Linked DNA regions of Homo sapiens: region 2 is linked to region 1. A link is a contact called in ENCODE Hi-C data. All regions are on one chromosome and are shown on one strand. The core of a region is the stretch at or near the end of the contact, and the rest is flanking DNA. Distances in the headings are between cores, read along the strand shown. Region 1 holds the start of TNNC2 (troponin C2, fast skeletal type). Region 2 holds the start of ZNF334 (zinc finger protein 334).

Evidence for each region. Hi-C counts contacts between places; a loop is a spot of excess contacts on that map.
Region 2: a loop to region 1 is called in a map of sciatic nerve, with 7 times the contacts of the local background. The contact joins the promoter of ZNF334 here to the promoter of TNNC2 in region 1. A Hi-C loop is called at or near these places in 1 of 168 maps with a recorded cell type or tissue (sciatic nerve).

Annotation. Positions count from the first base shown.
Region 1 is chr20:45,825,731-45,828,931 of GRCh38, reverse strand. It overlaps TNNC2 (troponin C2, fast skeletal type), which reads left to right and starts at 1,620. Exons shown (of 6, transcript NM_003279.3): 1 at 1,620-1,686. The coding sequence starts at 1,684.
Region 2 is chr20:46,511,695-46,514,931 of GRCh38, reverse strand. ZNF334 (zinc finger protein 334) reads left to right here and starts at 1,373. Exons shown (of 5, transcript NM_001353824.2): 1 at 1,373-2,392; 2 at 2,792-2,850. The coding sequence starts at 2,830. RefSeq lists a silencer at 1,099-1,333.

The DNA of each region.
Region 1 (3,201 bases), core at 371-2,870:
CCTTTGGCACCCTGCCTGCCTGGGGGAGGCCTTATTTAGCTTGGCCCAGCCCTGCTGAGCTTTCCTTGGGAATGTCTATATATAGGGGAAGGGGGCAGCCCAGTTGCCACTGTCCATCTGCATTCCTTGGTGTCCAGCCCCCCTTTCCTGGCCCCAGAGCCTGCTATCGGTTGTCTTGGTGCTCTTTCTGTCCACGTAGCCACTGTCTACAAGCCTTGCCTACTCCCCAGTGCCCAGCCTGCACCTTGTGGATTCTCAGGTTGGGCTCCCTCTGGACTTGGTCTGCCCACCCCTTTACTCCCCAGATGACCAGATTTCTTCACTGAGCTCTAGGAAGGGGCCAGCTGTCCTTTTACCACTTAAAGAACCTTCCCCTGCCTACTCCTTACTTCAAAAAAAGTGAATCCAAACACCCTTTCCCTGGAGAAGGTAACTTTCAGAGAAGGATCTTTGCTTTCAATGATTATTTCTCCTCCAAATGCACATCCTCCTCTCCTCCATCCCTCCATACATTTTTCCATCTGGACAGGTGCCCCAAGGACTGTCTGTCCCAACTTCCCTCCAGTCAGGATTAATAATAAGAATCATCAACATGGGTGGGCATGGTGCCTCATGACTGTAATTCTAGCACTTTGGGAAACCAAGGTGGAAGGATCCCCTGAGCCTAGGAGTTCGAGACCAGCCTGGGCAACATGGTGAAACCCCATCTCTATAAAAATACAAAAAAAAAAAAAGCCAGGGGTGGTGGTGCACCTCTAGTCCCAGCTACTCGGGAGGCTGAAGTGGGAGGATCACTTGAGCCCAGGAGATAGAGGCTGCAGTGAGCTATAATAGCACCACTGCACATCAGCCTTGGTGACAGAGTGAGTATAGACCTTTATAATTTACAAAGCTCTGCAGTCAAGTGGGGATAATCGTTGCTACCTCATAGGAGGAGCACTAGATGAGATCATGTTAAAATGCTTAGCACAGTGTGTGGCACGTCATGGGGTTCAGTAAACAGTGGCCTACCTGTCACTTTCTCCTCCTATCCCCTGCCCCTTACCATGGTTCAAAGACGGGACATTCCTCTTGCCAAGCACCAACGCTGTGTACCCAGCACAAGCTAGGTGACTTATACCCGGGTTCCCATTTACCATGGTCTCTCTGTGAGGGAGACCCCACAGACAGGTCCAATCCCACAGATGAAGAAATGGCTCAGAGAGGCACTGCTACCGGCCCAAGGTCACACAACTCGCAGAGGCTGGCCTTGGATCTTGGGTTTTGGACTTCAAGGCTTGTACTCTCCCCATTTTACCATGCTGCCTCACCCTTTACTACTCTGATCATCCTTACCATCTTGGAGCCAGTGTGCTTCCTCGGTCGGGGGGACTCCAAGGCAGTGGAACAGGGCAGGCCTTCCTCACAAGAATCTAGGACGTCAAGGCCTGCCACCTGCTTGGAGGCTTAAATTTCTCTGCAAGGGCCCTTGGCTAAATTAGGTAATGGGTTCAGACTGTGGGAGGGGTGGGACTCGCTGACCCCAGGATCTGATTGGGCAGGGTCTCCAGTGCTGGGGAGCAGGGAGGTGGGAGGGGAGGGTGCCCCTACAAATCCCGGGGGCTAGAGCAGGCCAGGTCATCTTTGGGTGGTGGAGTGCAAAGGAGGCGACCTGCAACAGAGGAGTCCCGGTCACCAGCAACCATGGTAAGGACAAGAGGGGACTTTGTGCCTTTACTCACGGGAGCACTCTGGACCCCTTTCAGGCCAGGCCTGGGTGCTCTGTGGGGCAGTAACTTGGATGTTTGAGGTTGGAGCATGGAGGTTCCTGGAACCCAGGTGTCTTGGAGGAAGGCCTTTGACTTTTCTTGAAAGGGGAGGGCTGGGATATTCCAGAGATTGATCCTTAAGGCTTGCTGACTGCCTACTCACTTCTGGAAACTTCCAGCAGTGTCATTCATAGACCTGTGAAGAGCTCTTAGCTTGTTTCCTTCACACAGTGGGGACTCTGAGGGGTCAGAGTGAGTCACCCAGCAGGCCAGTGGCAGGGGTGAGCCAGAAGCCTGGCCAAACCCTCCTATCATCATGGAGAGAAGAAAGCCTCCTCCAGAAGACGGGAGGCCGGCAGGGCGTGGGGCCTGCTCAGATGCAGGGCTCTGGGAGCCCTGAGGATGATGGGAAGGGGCAGAAGATGACAGACCAGAGTTAGAGAGACTCCGCTCTCCTAGAGAGGGCTTCTGATTTGGAGCTGTTGTTTTGGTCTGAGATCCCCCTCCCCACTTCACTTCAAGGAGTAACTAGATCCCAGAGGCCAGCTGCTGTTGCCCATGCCTGACTAAAAATAGCCTGCCCTCCTGGCATAGGGAAAGAGGAGGAGAGGAAGGAGGGGGAGAAGGAGGAGCACTGGTGGCCAGCTGGCTGAAGAGCTCCTTGGAAGCCTCACCCTGTCCTCACTGCCAGCCTCAATCCAAAGCCTCTGACCCAGATGGCCTGGCTTGGATATGACGTGGAAACCCCTGCAGAAATCTCACTTTCATGTCAAGGCCTCCATCACATTCGGCCCCCCATGAGGGGCCTTTTCTCCAATGACTGAATCCTAAGAAGGAAGCTGACAGCCTCCGACTCTGCCAGTTCTCTGAGGGGCGGGATGATGTGTCTTTTATCTCTTCTTTGTGGTTCCAGTGCCTGATCTGTGGCCTGACATGCAGCAAGTACTCAATAACTTTGTGTTGCATTATTATTTATTTGAGAACAAACATTTTATTGAGCAACTATTAAAGTACCGGGCACCATTAGGAGCTGCAGAAAACTGGAAAATAGTGCTGGAATGGTGCTAGCCCTTTACAAAGCCCTTTCACACCCCTGATATCTCATCCCTGAAAAGCTACAGAGAAAAGATGAAGGCACGCTAATTGACGTGCCTAAGGTCACTGGGGGGTGGGGGGGGTTCCCGACTTGGCCTTCAATTGACAAGTGAGAAGGCCTTGGGCTTAACTTGTTGTCTCCTCTCTTTTGCTCAAAACTGGGGTCACAGGCTGCGCGCGGTGGCTCACGCCTGTAATCCCATCACTTTGGGAAGCTGAGGCAGGCAGATCGCCTAAGGTAGGGGGTTCGAGACCAGCCTGACCAACATGGAGAAACCTCATCTCTACTAAAAATACAAAATTAGCCGGGCGTTGTGGTGCATGCCTGTAATCCCAGCTACTCGGGAGGCTGAGGGAG
Region 2 (3,237 bases), core at 124-2,623, 690 kb before region 1:
TCCTACTTCTCCTGGTTTCTCCACTTGGTCTAACAGGTTAACTGCATGTCTTACACAGCGTCTAAGGACTCTTCAAAGGGCAAAGCTGAAGCTGCCAGGACTTTGTATGGCTTATTTCTGGAACTGGCACAGTGTGACTTCTGACGCATTCTTTTGGTTAAAGAGAGTCACAGAGTCAGTCAAAGTCAACGTGGGAGGGAAATATACAAGCCTGGAATACTGGGAAGTTTAGTTCATTGGGGGCCATCTTTGAAGACTAGCTACCACCAGTCGCTAATTGTTCTTTTCTGGAATTGAATAATAATACATTATAACTTTGTCAGAAACTTTCATGCCTTCCAATGAGTAAAGTTTTATAAAGTTCTATTTATTCAATATGTATACAATTCATATACAGTCATGCATAATATAAGAATGTTCCAGTCAACGATGTACTGCATATACAACTGTGGTCTCATAAGATTACAATACTGTACGTTTACTGCACCTTCCCTATGTTTAGATATGTTTACATACACAAATACCATTGTGTTACCATTGCATATGGTATTCAGGACAGTGACATGCCACACAGGCCTGTAGCCTAGGAGAAATAGGCTATACCATACAGCCTAGGTGTGTAGTAGACTATATTGTCTAGATTTGTGTAAGAACCCTCCATGATGTTCACACAAAGACGAGATTGCCTAAAGACACATTTCTCAGAGTGTATCCCCATCGTTAAACCATGCATGATTGTATGTATTTTCCTTGTGGATGTAAAACTATTTTCTATATTACTCACAATGTATATGAGATAATTCGTGGTATTAAAGTATATTAACTATATTGCTAATTTAAAAAATAACAAATTACTAGACCTATATGAGTTCCTCTTTGTAAAGCTGTCAGAAGAATGTGCACCTAATGTTAAACTCGGATATCTCTGGGAATTGGGGTTACGGCTAATAGTTCATTTTCTTCAGAGATATTCTGATTTATTTTCAACCTTCACGTATTGAAAGCCAGCAATGATTTTGTATCCTGTTTGGGAGAAATTTTCTGCAGGTCGTTAGTATTATATTCTGCTGGAATATCTTTAGCAGTCATTTTCATTTCGCAGAATTTTCCTTTCTCATCTATAGACTTCGGTGAAACGGATATGAAACTTTACTTTTCGTATTGATGATTCACAGCAGTCACCTAAACTCTGTAGTTAAAGCAGAAGCTCCTCAAAGATCCCTCAGGGTAGGGCGGTGGCCGCGACGCCTTCTGGGGACTGTGGTCCGGAAAGCCGGCGGGGGGCCCGGGAGAGCCCCGGGAAAGGCGGCCCGGGGGCCTTTCTGCGCATGTGCTGTTCCTGTTTTTTACCTGGACGCCCTTCCGGTTCGCCAGGCTCTTCCGGGTGAGGGTCCTGCAGCCCGTGAATCCCTGGTCCCGCCGAGACTTGGACCTGGTGCGAACTGGAGGCGAAGCGGGTGCACCCACAACCTATAGGAAGGGCTGGCGGCGAGCTCTGAGCACTCGGGCGTCGGAGGGAACGGTGGGGCCGGGCGGAGCGGGCCTCGGGTCTGCGGAGGGTGGACGCGCGCTCTCCCTGTCTTTGGAGGGAGGGTTTCCTGTGGTCGGGAGGCGAGGCAGCCAGGGCAGGATTGGGCTCCTGACCTGCAGGCCACGGGCGAGCTCTCTCTAGGGCCCTGATTTGCCCGAAGAAGGCGCTTGGTGAAGGTGAAAGGTTTACGCATCCAAGTAGCTAGAACCTCTTTCCAGAACTTCTGCTGATGCACTTAGTCTTGCAGCCATTGATTATTATAGCTCAGCAAAGTTCAGTTCAACTTTCGGAAGAAGGATGTGAGCTGGAATGGGCAGGGTCAAGATTTGACAGGAAAAGACACTTCACTGGAGGTATCTGCGAGAGTCCTGGGTTGGAGGGAAGGAGTACTGGTTATAAATAAGGAAATGATGTCTTCATCACTTCCTAAACACATACATGTCATTCCCTACCATCTCCACCCTCTGTTTATTCAGAGCTGCACCAACCATGTTCATCACCTCACCTGGGATTTACTGAGTTTACCCCTTACAGAGCTACACGATAGGGGTAAAGGAAAGACTAAAAACCAATTTATCTTATATTAAAATTACGACTTAGTAAATATTTTTTTCAGTAATGCAGTTTGCTAGTGACAGATCCAATAACTGAATTCTGGTCCTTTGAGTACCAGGTCAGGGCTTTTGTCATCTACCACATTTACGTTACCTACCACAAGAAGTTTCTTAGTAAAAGGTCCTCTTGTGAAACTGCAGCTAAGGGAAACCAAACTGTCAAAAAGACAAACACCTTAAAGCACTTTCATTCATTCTCTCTGGATTCTGTCATCTCAAGTGGCTAAACACATTAGTAGGAAAACAGGTAAGTGACATAATATCATTTTCCTATTCCAAGAAATCTTTTAATCCTAGAGTCCATTTTAATGCCAAAATAGTGTTCCAGGCTTTGTATATACTAACTTTCGTTGACCTAGTCTCCTATTAATTGGACTCAGACGTTTTCAATTTTTTTCAAAGGAGGCATAGATTGACAGTAATTCAGTAGAAAACATTTGTTGACACTCACTCAGTAAGAAAAGCTCTATGAGACCATTCTAGAACTATAAATGGACAAGTGAACGTTTCCTCAACATGTTGCTTCCTGAACCAGACTGGTCAAAGGGCCATGTTTTTAAATGGGTGTGTGGCTTTGTAGGTAATTGTAGAGCTGCTGTGTGAGCCAAATCGCTCATGATTCCATTCGCCATTCTTCCTTACCCAGCTCTGCTTTCAACACTCTTGGCCCTTTCTCAAGAGAACATGAAAATGAAAAAATTTCAGGTAAGTTGCTCAGGGATTTACTTCTCACATTATACAGTGAATTTCAAGAGGTTTAGAGTAGTTTGCAGATGAAACGAAATGTATAAAATTCAGCATCAGAGAAGAGTATTCGATCAATACTGGAAAAGTGGACATAGATATACAGAAATCATATATTCCTATAGAGTTACTCAAATGGTTCCAGAAAGGCCCAGACAATATGAGATAGCCCTTACACTGGATTTTTGTGTGGTTTTCCCATCATTTATATCTAAAAATTTTCTTGGATGATCTTTGAGTAAGTGAAGTAGAGACAGTTCTGCCAAAAACAGCTGAGAAAGAAATGGTATGGGTTTCCTGTGACTTCTATACCCAGGCAGAGCACAGTAATTACAGGGAACCAATCCA